5 separate regions of the Homo sapiens genome follow, and all the other regions are linked to region 2. A link is a contact called in ENCODE Hi-C or POLR2A ChIA-PET data. All regions are on one chromosome and are shown on one strand. Each heading gives the region's core, a stretch centred on a gene start or an enhancer-like site at or near the end of the contact. The rest is flanking DNA. Distances are from core to core; before and after follow the strand shown.

The links. Hi-C counts contacts between places; a loop is a spot of excess contacts on that map. ChIA-PET counts read pairs that join two places held with the same protein, here RNA polymerase II (POLR2A). Pooled maps may share reads with other maps.
Region 1: a loop to region 2 is called in a pooled map, with 5 times the contacts of the local background. The contact joins the promoter of ARHGAP45 here to the promoter of NDUFS7 in region 2. A Hi-C loop is called at or near these places in 2 of 37 single-sample maps with no recorded cell type and 2 of 50 pooled maps. POLR2A ChIA-PET finds 5 or more read pairs at or near these places in 1 of 52 experiments (Caco-2).
Region 3: a pooled map shows a loop between it and region 2 (5-fold over the local background). The contact joins the promoter of R3HDM4 here to the promoter of NDUFS7 in region 2. A Hi-C loop is called at or near these places in 1 of 37 single-sample maps with no recorded cell type and 6 of 50 pooled maps. POLR2A ChIA-PET finds 5 or more read pairs at or near these places in 1 of 52 experiments (activated naive CD4-positive, alpha-beta T cell).
Region 4: a map of Right ventricle myocardium inferior shows a loop between it and region 2 (3-fold over the local background). The contact joins the promoter of TMEM259 here to the promoter of NDUFS7 in region 2. A Hi-C loop is called at or near these places in 1 of 168 maps with a recorded cell type or tissue (Right ventricle myocardium inferior), 5 of 37 single-sample maps with no recorded cell type and 14 of 50 pooled maps. POLR2A ChIA-PET finds 5 or more read pairs at or near these places in 2 of 52 experiments (H1 and activated T-cell).
Region 5: a loop to region 2 is called in a map with no recorded cell type, with 8 times the contacts of the local background. The contact joins the promoter of POLR2E here to the promoter of NDUFS7 in region 2. A Hi-C loop is called at or near these places in 1 of 168 maps with a recorded cell type or tissue (CD8-positive, alpha-beta T cell), 1 of 37 single-sample maps with no recorded cell type and 10 of 50 pooled maps. POLR2A ChIA-PET finds 5 or more read pairs at or near these places in 2 of 52 experiments (HEK293T and activated naive CD4-positive, alpha-beta T cell).

What each region holds. Positions count from the first base shown.
Region 1 is chr19:1,065,917-1,068,616 of GRCh38, reverse strand. ARHGAP45 (Rho GTPase activating protein 45) reads right to left here and starts at 1,450. Exons shown (of 23, transcript NM_012292.5): 1 at 1,122-1,450; 2 at 1-203. The coding sequence starts at 1,211. RefSeq lists silencers at 331-570, 881-1,640 and an enhancer at 1,501-2,007.
Region 2 is chr19:1,382,467-1,385,166 of GRCh38, reverse strand. It overlaps NDUFS7 (NADH:ubiquinone oxidoreductase core subunit S7), which reads right to left and starts at 1,260. Exons shown (of 8, transcript NM_024407.5): 1 at 1,225-1,260. The coding sequence starts at 1,240. TRF-GAA1-6 (tRNA-Phe (anticodon GAA) 1-6) reads left to right here and starts at 1,733; the gene lies at 1,733-1,805. TRN-GTT2-6 (tRNA-Asn (anticodon GTT) 2-6) reads right to left here and starts at 1,604; the gene lies at 1,531-1,604. RefSeq lists silencers at 1,131-1,190, 1,441-1,580, 1,761-1,890.
Region 3 is chr19:911,880-914,579 of GRCh38, reverse strand. R3HDM4 (R3H domain containing 4) reads left to right here and starts at 1,361. Exons shown (of 8, transcript NM_138774.4): 1 at 1,361-1,493. The coding sequence starts at 1,423. RefSeq lists a silencer at 1,204-1,543.
Region 4 is chr19:1,019,673-1,022,372 of GRCh38, reverse strand. TMEM259 (transmembrane protein 259) reads left to right here and starts at 1,250. Exons shown (of 11, transcript NM_001033026.2): 1 at 1,250-1,601. The coding sequence starts at 1,377. RNU6-2 (RNA, U6 small nuclear 2) reads right to left here and starts at 851; the gene lies at 745-851. RefSeq lists silencers at 1,059-1,168, 1,329-1,398, 1,429-1,488.
Region 5 is chr19:1,094,125-1,096,824 of GRCh38, reverse strand. POLR2E (RNA polymerase II, I and III subunit E) reads left to right here and starts at 1,450. Exons shown (of 8, transcript NM_002695.5): 1 at 1,450-1,566. The coding sequence starts at 1,510. RefSeq lists enhancers at 1,417-1,506, 2,264-2,700.

The sequences.
Region 1 (2,700 bases), core at 201-2,700, 320 kb after region 2:
GCGGCTGTCAGTGGGCTCCGGTGGCTCCGGCCCAGTGTCCAGGAGGCAGCACCCGACAGGGGGAAGCCAGCCGCGCTGGCGTGGCGGCTCAGGCTGGTGGGCCGCTTGAGGGTCCCTGTGGCCTTGACGCCGGAGGACCCAGCGGGCGGCTCCAGGCTTGGTCCGGGGAACACCGCGTCAGCCCCATCCTTCCTGGGCAGCTCCTTGGGCAGGTCCGAGGGGAGCTCGTTAAAGGGATTTTCCGGCCTGGACACGGCCTCAGTTTCCCCAGAAATGAAGTGGGGCTGTGGAGGGCCACCATCACCCTGACCCCACAGGGGTCAAAGGCCAGAGGTCACAGGGCCGAGATTTGGTAGTGTACCCCCCCACCTGTTACCCAACATCCTCTTCCCTAGAGCTTTCACAAACAACGGTCCTTGCCCAAACCACAGCCGGGGCGGGGCCTGCGGGGAGGCGCGGGAGGGGGGTCCCCACTTCCTGGTGGGGGTGGGGAGGGTCCTCAGCCCTTCAAGCCCCCCTCAGGCTCCTACAACGCAGGTGCTTTAAGTGAACACACTTCTGACTCTGTCTGTCCCCTAAAGGTCCATGGAACCCCAGAGCCTATGGGCAGCCCCAGGCCTTGTAGACATCCCGGACCCCCAAGCTCTGTAGACCCCCCCCCCAGCTTTGTAGACACCCCAGGCCTGGGGACACTCCCCAACCTCTGAACCTGGTGGATCCCATTAGAGGATCTGCTGCCCGGTCAACCTTCAGCCCAATGGCCAGGCCACAGCCCTCCCATCTCAACGGCCCCTAGAGCCCCCAGATTGCCTAAGCCCCCAACCTGCAGCGGCCCAAACACAACATCGTCCCAACCCGGCACCCTCCCTTCCTGCTCCCTGGGCCCCGCGGCCAGCCCTGGATGGAGTGGAGGGAGGCGGCCACCACTCCCAGGGTCCCTACCGTGAGCTGAATGCCGGGGTCCCGGCCTCTCTGCTGTGGCCCCTGCCGTCCCGCCCGGTAGGGGCTGTAGCTGGCACGAGCCCCCAGCCGCCGCCCCAGCATGAGCCCCGAGCACAGGGCGGGTCCCTGTCCCCCTGCGGCCCGGCGTCAGCTCCGGGTCTCACCCGGGCTCCACTCACCCCCGAGGGCTGCGGGCTGGGGCTTCCCGCGCGGTTCTTTTTCGAGATGGAAGGGGTTTTCATGAGCTCTCGTTTCTTCCTGGAGAACATGATGGGGCCCCGGCCGGGAGCCCGAGGGGGCGGGCTGGGGGTCTCAGCGCTGCAGCTCCCGGCGCTGGCCGCTTCGGGACCACATTGTCGCCGGCCACCCCCTCCCCAGCTGTCAGGCCCACGTGACAGGCCCGGCCGTCACTGGCGGGCCCTCCCCCCAACAGGAAAAGGCTTCGGGGAGGCGGCGACGCGGCCTCGCCCCCGACCCTTCCCGGCCTCAGCCTGCGGCTCTGCGGAGTGGGCGCGAAGGTGAGGTCGCAGGCCCCGCCCCCAGCCCCGGGCCGCGCCCCCCGCTTCCGCCTTCGGGAGCTCGGAGCCGCGCCGCTCGCGGGGTGGGACCGGGAGCCCCTGCCTGACGCTGGCGGGCACGGGGCGGCCGACTGCAGGGCGCTGACTCTCACTCCCGGACGCGAGTGGGCGTGCACAGACACGTGCACGATGACACGCAGAGACCCGGACCTCCACACGCGCTCAGACGCCACCAAGCCCCTGGAGCCTCGCCCTCAGACCCCAGACACACGCACAGGCCGAAGCTGCGCCCCTGCAGCCCCCTTTTCCCTGAAGGCAAGCCCGCTCCACCGCCTCTCCTGCAGACCCTAGGGTGTGGCCGGGCCCCAGCAGGGCCGGGCAGAGTAGGGTCCCCCCCATCACCCGCCCTGCAGCCCCGTGAAGTGGGTCAGGTCGAGGACAGGTGGGGAAACTGAGGCCCAGAACCGAAACCCTGGGGGCAAAGACGTCCAGGAAGTCAGAACAATCCAGGTTACCGGGCCCTGTCCGTCTGGGTCCCCACGTCCGTCTGGGTCCCCACGTCCACCTGGTCCTGGGCTGCCTGCACAGGGGTCCCCAAAGTGTGGTGTGGACCCCACCATCGGCAGAATATGCTGAGGACACCTGGTTACCTCTCAGCAGCCCTGTGGGCCATATCATGTTGCCCCAGACCTGCCCTTAGCTAAGGTCCCCAGCCCCGCCTCCCAAGCTGCATTCCAGTGACTCTGGACCACCGGACGTGCTGGGCAGCAGGACGCAGGCACCCGTTGCTGATAACAGCCTGAGGCGGCATTGGCCAAGAGCTGGGGCATCTGCAGGCATACAGATCCCAGCCTCCTACCTTCCCCCAACCCCCACCCCGCAGTGTGAACTCTCTCCCCCCTCCCCAAGTCTCCCTGCTGTCCCCTTCCAGAACCCCACCCCCAATCCCAAAACCCCAACCTCTTTCCTTTCCCAAACCCCATTCCCACCTACCTCGGGTGGGAGGGGCAGATCTCTGGGGCACAGGACATGAAGGCCACAGCCCCTTGCTCCAAGTCTGGCTCTCCAGGCCCAGGTCCAAGTGCAAACCCAGCCCAGCAGACCCTTGAGAACTCTTTGCCCCCGACTCATGGCGCTGAGGGCTGGGGTCAGAGGGTGAGGGTCAGCTGGATGTCGGATGGGCTTCTGGCCCGGCCCTGGCCTGTGCTCCGGGACACCGGGCTCCTGTAAGCTTCCCAGG
Region 2 (2,700 bases), core at 11-2,510:
TATATGTCTTTGTTGTCACCAGCATCTTATGGAAAATTAGCCCTTCATTCAATTCTTAGCGTAGGCTGGGTGCCGTGGCTCCCAGCACTTTGGGAGGCTCAGGTGGGAGGATTGCTTGAACTCAGAAGTTCGAGACCAGCCTGGGCAACAGGGCAAGACCCCCATCTCTACTAAAAATACAAAAACTAGCCAGGCATGGTGGCGCACACCTGTGGTCCCAGCTACACAGGACACTGAAGTGCCAGAATCGCTTGAGCCTGGGAGGCACAGGTTGCAGTGATGAGCCAAGATGGCACCACTGCACTCCAGTCTGAGCGACAGAGGCAGACCCTGTCTTAATAAATAAATAAAAAATTCTTAGCATAGACAACAAAATACGGCAGTATTAGCAGGACCTGTAACTTTTCACCAAGCGGAATCACAGATGTTTCCTAGCTATGGTGCAGGGGCTGCAGACGTTTCCGTATCATCAAAGCCTCATTTCCACTCCTCACTCCTTCCAAATCACAGTCGCAATTAGACCTGCCGCTAGATCGCGTTCATAAGGGAAGCACTTAGATTACTAAGTCGCCAATCAGGTTTCAAGACAATCTTTTAATAACTGCCTCTCCGTGTAACTGATTTCCTTGCAATTCTATGGATTTTATTCCATGCATTTAATAACTTTATCTGAGCAGAGGTCCGCAGGCTTCAGCTGATCCCAAAAAAGTCCCTGGAGCAGGACAGGCTCTGCGAGAGGCCCTTACCTCCCAGGGGTGGGGAGGGAGGTGGAGGGTCCAGCAGGGTGGCGTGGATGTCCTGGGTCCTGTTCCTTCCCAGGCCCGGCCCTGTGACCTCGAAGACCCTCAATGGGCCTCAGTTTCCCAGCCTGTCAGGCAGGCCCCGCTCTCTCCAGGGCATCTCAAGAGCAGCCTCGCGGGCCGTGCCCTGGTCTCGGGGACGTGAATGGGGCCCCTCCAGCCTCCACCCCGAGCGCCTTCCTGAGGCTGGAGGCTTGCGTCATGACCTACCGGGCCTCGGTTTCCCCGACTGTACTCTGGACGCAATAACGGCGACCGTTCATCGCAAGCCGGGCGGGGAGCCCGAGGAGCGGCCGGCTCGGAGAAGCCCGGAGAGGACCGCGGCCACGACGCCGGCACCGACCCCCGACGCCACCACGACACCCGAGGCTCCCACGGCCCCAGACCCGCGCGGCCCCACACCCGCCGCCGGTGCCGCGCTCACCTGACAGCACCGCCATCTTGGCCTCGGCCTTCAGACAACCTCTGAGGTCCGTTCTCCTTAGCGCTCCGGGTTCCCGGGGCCGCCGCCCAAAGCGGCTCGGAGCGCATGCGGAAACCGGAACCTGGAGCCGGGAGGTTCCGCTGCGCTTTCGGCCTCCGTGGTCGTGTTGCGCCGTGCACCCCCAGATCACCCGAGGCGGAAAGGTCATCGGAGTGCGCACGTGGGGGCCGCGGGTCTGCGGCGGACCGACAAAAACAGAGGCGACACTCATTTTCTTGTTATTCCAGGAGGGCAAAAGTCACCACGCGTCCCTGGGTGGGCTCGAACCACCAACCTTTCGGTTAACAGCCGAACGCGCTAACCGATTGCGCCACAGAGACGACACTGCGCTCCGGCGCCCTGGGAGACCTTACAAAGGATGTGGGGCCTGCTGACGCGAAACGACTGCGCCTGCGCAGGGAAGGCGCAGCGCGGGACGGAGTCCCGGCGAGAGCGACTCTGCCGCCCAGCCGAAATAGCTCAGTTGGGAGAGCGTTAGACTGAAGATCTAAAGGTCCCTGGTTCGATCCCGGGTTTCGGCAGAAGTTTTAGCGCCTCTTGCGATCACTGATGTCTTTCGTTCAGGATTGGTCCAGCTGCCTCGCAGCTATCCCGGACCCCTTACCGCAACATCACCGCATTCTGCAGAGGAGTCGCCGCGATGTGGACTCATCCCAAAGTAAGGGGGCTCAGACCTCACAACCCCAAAGCCTCCTCTTCCCACCCCTAAGAGGTCATAATTTCAGCTCAAACTTCCCCCTTCCCTGACACACCCTCGATTTTCCATCTTGCTTAAATTGATAAGTTTACAACCAGTACTAATGATATAAAAACTAACACTAAACACCCAAACTAGCAAAACAGAGTTTGCAGAACGCTTTCTGCATGCATATCATTTAATTTTCACAATTCCACTGGAGGTTTTGTCTGCCTGTTTTATGATTACAAAAACAGAGGCAAAGGCCGGTGCGGTGGTTCACGCCTGTAATCCCAGCACTTTGGGAGGCTGAGGCAGGCAAATCACCTGAGGTCAGGAGTTCAAAACCAACCTGGCCAATATGGTGAAACCCTGTATCTAAATCCCAGCTACTCGGGAGGCTGAGGCAAGAGAATCACTTGAATCCGGGAAGCGGAGGTTGCAATGAGCTGAGATCGTGCCACCGCACTCCAGCCTGGGCGACAGAGTGAGACTCCATCTCAAAAAAAAAAAAAAAAGAAAAAAGAAAAAGAAAAAGTAAAGAAAACAGAGGCTCAAATTAGGTGAACACAGGTGACTAGCAAGACTGGGGGCCCCTTGAGGACCACAACAAGTGTTTACTGAATTCGTGCCATGGGCTGGGGACCCACTGCTGAGCAAAGCCAGGCCTGGTCTCTGTTCTTGGGCAGCTCAAAAGGATTGGAGGGGCCCAGCATGGTGGCTCACACCTGCAATCCCAG
Region 3 (2,700 bases), core at 112-2,611, 470 kb after region 2:
ACAGAGTAGTCTTACTCTGTGGCCCAGGCTGGAGTGAAGTGGACGGCTCCCTGCAACTTTTGCCTCCCATGTTCAAGCGATTCTTGTGCCTCAGCCTCCCATGTAGCTGGGACTATGGGTGCATACCACCACGCCCGGCTAATTTTTGTAGTTTTAGTAGAGATAGGGTTTTGCCATGTTGGCCAGGCTGGTCTCAAACTCCTGACCTCAAGTGATCCACTGGCCTTGGCCTCTCAAAGTGCTGGTATTACAGGTGCGAGCCACCGTGCCCAGCCTCCCTCTTGCTTTATTTTATTTTATTTTATTTTTTTGAGATGGAGTCTCGCTCCTCGCCCAGACTGGAGTGCAGTGGCACGATCTCGGCTCACTGCAAGCTCCGCCTCCCGGGTTCACGCCATTCTCCTGCCTCAGCCTCCCGAGTAGCTGGGACTACAGGCCCCCGCCACCACGCCCGGCTAATTTTTTGTATTTTTAGTAGAGAGGGGGTTTCACTGTGTTAGCCAGGATGGTCTCGATCTCCTGTCCTCGTGATCCGCCCACCTCGGCCTCCCAAAGTGCTGGGATTACAGGTGTGAGCCACCGCGCCCGGCCCTTTCTTTTTATTTTAGAGATGGGTTTTCATCATGTTGCCCAAGCTAGTCTCAGACACCTGGACTCAAGTGATCCACTGGCCTTGGCTTCCCAAAGTGCTGGGATTACAGGCGTGAGCCACCACGTTGGCCACCAGGCCTAATTTTAGAGAAGAGTAAACTGAGGCTAAGCAGGGGAAGGGGTTGCCTAGCCGAGGCTCCAGGGCTGGGAGGGGCAGGTGGAAGGAAGGCTCGGGCAGTTTTAATTTCCGCCATCCTCTGCCTCCAAGAAGAACGTCCCCTCCCTCGTCGATGCTCAGGCCTTAGTTTCCCTGTCCGTGTCTCCTCGCCTCCCTGGGCTGGATTCCTGGCTCAGTCCGCAGCCCGGATCGGGACGCAGGGTTGTGGTTGAGTTTTCGACCCCTCGCCTAGGTGTCCCTCCTTCCCGGAGCTAGATTTCTGGGTGTAGGGATCGTGGCCGGCCCCGCCTCCCGCCTCAGTCTCCCCGTTCGTCCCCCCAGGGGCTGGATCCCGGCCCCGCCTGCCTCGGTTTCCCCGTTCGTTCCCTGATGGCTGGATCCCGGCCCCGCCTGCCTCGGTTTCCCCGTTCGTTCCCTGTTGGCTGGATCCCCGCCCCGCGCGCCTCGGTTTCCCCGTTCGTCCCCCCAGGGGCTGGATCCCCTCCCCGCGCGCCTGGGTTTCCGCGTTCGTTCCCGGCAGCCGGGAGGTGGGCGCCCCCGCCCCGCCGCGCAGCCCCAGGCCCCGCCCCTGCCCGCCTCCGGGCGCCCGTCACTTCCTGCCCGGCCCGGTGAAGGCCCTGCCGGGCGGCGGCGGCGGCGACAGCGTGCGAGCCATGGTCGCGCTGGAGAACCCCGAGTGCGGCCCGGAGGCGGCGGAGGGCACCCCGGGCGGGCGGCGGCTGCTGTGAGCGCGGGCGGGCGGGGCGCGGCGGGCGCCGGGGGCGGGCTGGGCTCCCTCCCCTGAGATCCTCTCCCCGCCTCCCCTCCCCTCCTTTCCCTTCCCTCCCCTCGTTCCCTTCGTTCCCCTCGCTCCCGTTGCTCATCTTCCGGGGCTTCAGCCTGTCCTGCCTTCCCTTCTCGCCCGCTGTGGACCCCCAGGCTGGGTGGGGGGTCTTCATTGTTACTCAGCGGGGACACCCTCCTGGCGCTCCGGGGGCTCGCTGGGGGAGGGGACCCGGATCCACGTCCCCATTTACCTGTTCCGCCCCCTACTCCCCGGTCCGCCCCCTAATCCCCGGTCCGCGCCCCACTCCCCGGTCCGCCCCCCCACTGCACTGGTCCGCGCCTCCATTCCCGGGTCCACCCCCTCACTCTCCGGGTCCGCCCCCCAACTCCTCGGTCCGTGCCCCCACTCTCCGGTCCGCGCCCCCACTTCCCGGGTCCGACTCCCCCCACTCCCGGGTCCGCGCCCCCCCACTGCCCTGATCCACGCCCCCACTCCTGGGTCCGTCCCCCCACTCCCTGCTCCACCCCCCCACTCCCCTGGTTCTTGCCCCCATTCCTGGGTCCGCCCCGCAACTCCTCGGGTCAGCCCCCCAACTCCTCGGTTCCACCCCCCAACTCCCTGGTCCGTGCCCCTACTCTCTGGTCTTCGCCCCCACTCCCGGGTCCGCGCCCCCACTCCCGGGCCCGCCCCCCAACTCCTCTGTCCGACCCCCCCACTGCCCTGGCCCACGCCCCGACTCCCGGGTCTGTCCCCCCACTCCCCAGTCCGCCCCCCAACTCCCTGGTCCACCCCCCCCACCTCCCCGGGGCCGCGCCCCCACTCCCGGGTCTGTCCCCCCACTCCCCGGTCAGTCCCCCAACTCCCTGGTCCGCCCCCCACACTCCCGGGTCCGTCCCCCCACCTCCCCAGTCCGCCCCCCAACTCCCTGGTCCACCCCCCCCCCCACCTCCCCGGGGCCGCGCCCCCACTCCCGGGTCTGCCCCCCCACTCCCCGGGCCCCGAGGTGCCAGCCATGGAGCCTCCCGCCAGAGGGTCCTGGGCCCCTGTCCGCGGGTCGGGGTTCACCCACGTGGCCATGCGCTCCAGCCTGGTCCCTGCCGCACGCCCGGCCCCACTCGCCCTCTGGGCTTGTCCGCGCCCCCTGCCTTTCCGGGCAGACCCGGCT
Region 4 (2,700 bases), core at 1-2,500, 360 kb after region 2:
AATAGCCGGGTGTGGTGGCGGAAGCCTGCAATCCCAGCTATTCAGGAGGCTGAGGCAGAGAATTGCTTGAACCCAAGAGGCGGAGGTTGCAGTGAGCCGAGATCACGCCACTGCACTCCAGCCTGGGCGACAGAGTGAGACTGCGTCTCAAAAAAAAAAAACAACACAAAACTTTTTTTTGGCGGGCTTGGTGGGTCACACCTGTAATCCCAGCACTTTGGGAGGCCTAGGCGGGCAAATCACCTAAAGTTAGGAGTTCGAGACCAGCCTGACCAACATGGAGAAACCGTCTCTACTAAAAATATAAAATTAGCCTGGAGTGGTGGCGCATGCCTGTAATCCCAGCTACTTGGGAGGCTGAGGCAGGAGAATGGCTTGAACCCGGGAGGCGGGGGTTGCAGAGAGCCGAGATCGCGCTTCTGCGCTCCAGCCTGGGCGACAGAGCGAGAATCCATCTCAAACAAACAACCAAAAAACCCAAAAACCATAGTATCCTCTTGTGTACGCAGCCGGCACTCAGTAAGTGCCCCTGAAGAGCACTTATTTATTCATTGCTGCGCGAAGCTACGGGGGCAGGTGGCACAGCGCCACGCAGGAGTAGAGACTGCCAGATTGTTCTACCGCCAACCTTAGTGGCGCCACAGGAGATGGACACGGGAAGACTATGACGTTACTGGCCCTGTGACGTCATGGCAGGATCCGGGCAAGAGAAGCCAAACGAGGTGACGAGCTGTAGACTACAGCAAAAATATGGAACGCTTCACGAATTTGCGTGTCATCCTTGCGCAGGGGCCATGCTAATCTTCTCTGTATCGTTCCAATTTTAGTATATGTGCTGCCGAAGCGAGCACGACTCAAGGGTTACTGTCACACCTATTTTAAGCCCTTCAATCAAATCATCTTTTGGTTAGGATAACTTATGGTCGGTTTCATATTTAGCATAATTTCCTACAGTGGTATGTTGCAGAACAACTTTCGTGCTTACGCTTACTTTGATGTCTTCGATCACGTAAAATCCCATATCTTATCGTAATTTTACCGCCTTATACTGGCCTCATAGCCGCGGTGGATTGTGGGTGCCAATATGCAAAAGAGGTGGCCCAGATGCAGGCCCGCCCCCTGGAGCGGCCGAGGTAGGGGGTGAGGCCTCCGCGGGCGCCGCTGGCATCCCAGCGTTCTCTGCGGGCGCAGGGGGGCCGCTCTTGCCCGGCGTGGCGACTCGCTAGCGTCAGCAGCGCCGCAGCCGGACGAGAAAGCGGAAGATGGCGGCGGCGGCCGGGAGGCCGTGAGGAGAGCGGCGGCTGCGAGGGCGGCCGATGGCGGCCGGGAGGCGCCCTCGGACACTTGCGGGTCGTTAGGGCGCGACGCTGGGAGGCATGTCGGAGCACGTGGAGCCCGCAGCTCCGGGGCCCGGGCCCAACGGCGGCGGCGGCGGCCCGGCCCCCGCGCGCGGGCCTCGCACCCCCAATCTCAACCCCAACCCCCTCATCAACGTGCGCGACCGGCTCTTCCACGCGCTGTTCTTCAAGATGGCTGTCACCTATTCGCGGCTCTTCCCGCCCGCCTTCCGCCGTCTCTTCGAGTTCTTCGTGCTGCTCAAGGTGACCGCGGCCCCGACCCCCGACCCTTGACCCCAGCGGCTGTCCCGACCCCCAAGTCTGCTACCTCCGACCGCGACCCCTGGCCCCGCTGGGGACAGCGAGCGCCACCCTGCACCCTGAGGCCTATACCCGGCCCTACCGATTAGGGCTCTCCCTCGCGACCTCTGACCCTGGGATTGGCCAGGGACACCGTCTCGTGACCCCATCCCGCCCGGGGACGTCCACCCGGGAAGGCCGGATCCCGCTGCACTAGAAGCCGCTGTTCTCTACTCTGGAAACCTCACTGTCAGCTCCCTCCAGGGCCCATCCTGTCCCCGGCGACCGCCTTTCCCAGGTCCCCACCTACCCAGGCTTGGAGTCCGGTCCTGGCCTGCGAGGTAGCACCTCCCGCCCTTTGACCCCTGACTGTGCCGCCTGAGACCCTCAGTTCCGAGGCCTCTCTCCCCTCCCAATGTGCTGGCCCAGAACCCAGCCTGACGCAGGTCTCCCTCGGACCAACCCCTGTCCTGGAAGTCGACTCCCCACTCCCCTCTCTCCCTCCTTGTAGCCTTTCAGCTGCGTTCCCCGCTCCTGAGCCTCAGGGGAATGTGACTTAGCTGAGGTCACCTCGCTAGGGTTAGCGGCAAAGTCACCGGCAGCAGCGTACCACCCCATCCCCGGCCTCTTCCTCCGCTGGGTCCCCACTCCCTTCCTGCTTCAGGAGCTCAGGTTGTGGGTCTGTCGCCCGTGCCTCCCCTATGAGGCACCGGCCTCCGCGTCTTGGGCTCTGTCCCCCTCCCGCCCTCCTCAGATGGCAGAGGTCTCAGCCGTGCAGGACAGGCATCGGCCTGACTCCCTCTGAGAAGGAGTCTTGCTTGGGTGACAAGAGGGGCTCAGTAGCAGCTGCAGCCCCTCAGAAAACAAGCTGGCCGGGGTCCTGGGCCACCTGGCGAAATGGGGACGTGGCCGTTTTCGTTCTGCATCAGAACACCGCCGCGCCGGGGCTTGGGGGCTGCTGAAGTTGCGCCGTGAGCTTTTTGGATCTAGCCTGCAAAGAGGGGTCCGATGCTGGCGGGCCAGGCTGCGATCGTGGGCAAGTTCCCAGCCTGACACAGGTTGG
Region 5 (2,700 bases), core at 201-2,700, 290 kb after region 2:
GCCTCCCGAGTAACTGGGAGTACAGGCACCCACCACCAAACCTGGCTAATTTTTGTATTTTTAGTAGAGACAGGGTTTCACCATGTTGGCCAAGCTGGTCTGGAACTCCTGATCTCATGCTCTGCCTGCCTCGGCCACCCAAAGTGCTGGGATTACAGTGATGAGCCACCACTGCTAATGGGATTTTTGCTTGAATCTATCCTCACTGTATTCCCTGACCTCCCCATGTGATACTGCAGTTCTCCCATTCTCCCCATGTCACTTAGCCTCCCTGCTCTTTCTTCTTCCGTAGCTTTGTCACTTTCTAACGTTGTTATTTATTTTATTTTATTTCATTTCATTTTATTTTTGAGACAGAGTCTTGCTCTGTTGTCCAGGCTGGAGTGCAGTGGCACGATCTTGGCTCACTGAAACCTCCACCTTACAGGTTCACGAGATTCTCCTGCCTTAGCCTCCTAAGTAGCTGAGACTACAGGCACCTGCCACCTGGCCCAGCTAATTTTTTGTATTTTTAGTAGAGACGGGGTTTCACCGTGTTAGCCAGGATGGTCTTGAACTCCTGATCTCATGCTCTGCCCGCCTCAGCCTCCCAAAGTGCTGGGATTATAGGCATGAGCCACCGCGCCCGGCCACGTTATTTATTATATTTTACTAAATCCTGTCTTTATCTGAATGCAAGGGATACTTGGCCTGTTTTATTCACCATCACTGTAGGTTGCTGAGTAAATGTTGAATTAACGAATGCATCACTGAATAAGTTACTGATAGCCTGCACACAGGAAGTGTTGGGCTGGGGTTCTCCGTGAACCTGGGGAAGTGAGGAGGTTTGCAAAGACAGGAAGAGTCTGGGGTGGGGAGATACCCAGGCTAGGCTGGGGAGATACCCAGGCTAGGCTGGTGGCGCTCAGGGGAGAGGACAGAGGTGAGGGGACTTAATAAGCACCTAGAGAGATGCCTAAGACTCTCAGTTAACCGTCTAAAGTAGGGACACTTTATTGCCATTGCACAGGTAGGGAAACTGAGGCCCAAGGGAATTAACCCTGACCTGGCCAGGAGCCAATGGAGGAAACCCTGTACAGTTTGATGCACAAATATTTATAGAGTTCCCACTAGGCTCCCAGACCATCCCTAGGAGCCGAGCTGCCCCTTGACCCCATCCAGGCCTCAGTTTCCCCGCTCACACTTCGCCCCCGCCTCGTGGGATTCTAAACTGTTGCTCCAAGGTGGGAGTTGAACGGAAACTACAACTCCCGAGAGGCTGTGCGGCCAAAGACACACGAGAACTACGGAGGCGAGAGACTCGCTCAGCCAACTGCCGCTCTCGTAAGGCTCGGGCTGCCCTTGGCGCTGCCGATCCGAGACGTTGCTGCATTCAGGCATTCGCCGACGACAGACCAGCGCGGGGCGGGGTTAGGCGGAGGGGGCCTGATTCGGATTCGGCGCAGGCGCAGTCCGCGCGGGTTCTCGCGCGGAGAAGGGGTGCGAGCGGCGGCGGCGGCGGAGGCTGCCATGGACGACGAGGAGGAGACGTACCGGCTCTGGAAAATCCGCAAGACCATCATGCAGGTGAGCCGCGCCTGGTGTTGGGGGCGGGGGCGCGGGCGGCGGGTGTAGGGGCCCGAGGTGGGGTCGAGCACGGCGTCTCCTCGTACTCTCGTCGGAGCAGCAGCGATGAAGGGCCGGGCCGATACGGGAGGCCCAGAGGTCGCCGGGGATACCAGGCGCTGGACCCGACCTGAGCCGGCAGCGGGGAAGGGAGGGGGTTTCGAGACGTCTGGGTGCGGTGCTTAGGGGTGGGTGGGCGGCTTGGGCTGGTGCGGCGCGCGTGGCGGCGAGAGGAGGAGGAAGCCGCGAATGGGGACGGGGGGCGCCCCCAGACTCTGCCCTTCTCTGTGATTCAGCGTCGCTATTTGTCCTTGCGTCCTGAACCCCATGGAGTCTTCAGCATCCGAGGCTGGCAGAGTTGGTGGTTGGGAAGCAGCGGGCGAGCTGGGGCTTTCGATGGGGACGTGGAGCTCGGAACCCGTGCCTTGGGGTCTGGGGCAGATGGAGGCCACTGGGTCGAGTCCGGTTTGGAAGCCGGGCACAGGCCTGAGGACCTGCGGTTCAGGGTATTGCCTCAGCCATTGGGGCCGTTTGAGAGCTTTTGCTTTGTCTTGCTTCCCACCCTTTGCCCTTGTCCTCAGCGAAGCCCCCCGCAGCCTGATTCTTCTTTCTCCGATCCTCAAACATTGTCAGCCTGAAGTCACATCTGTTTCGGTCCCTGTCATTTTTTTTTTTTAAGAGATAGGGTTTCATTCTGTCGCCCAGGCTGCAGTGCAGTGGTGCAATCATAGCTCACTGCATCCTTGAACTGGCCTCCAGCAACCCTCCTGCCTCAGCCTCCCTAAGTACTGGGATCACGGGCGTGAGCCTCCGCGCCCCGCCTTTGTCCCTGCCTTTAGGGTAGCTCTGCAAAGTGGTTTGGAGGGCTTTGCTCCCTGCCAGGTTTCTGTGAGGCTGGGTGGACAGACGGTCTTGGTCAAGGCTGGACATCTCTGGGAGCCTCTCAGGATCATACTGGTCCCATCCTGTGGTGTGAGGCTGTGGGGGCCGGGGTGGCTGTCATGGAGCACACAGTGAGTGTTCATCCCGTTTGCTGTTCACCTCTGTCCTCTGCAGCAGCCGCAGGTCTGACTTCCGGGTCACGAGCTTTGGCCG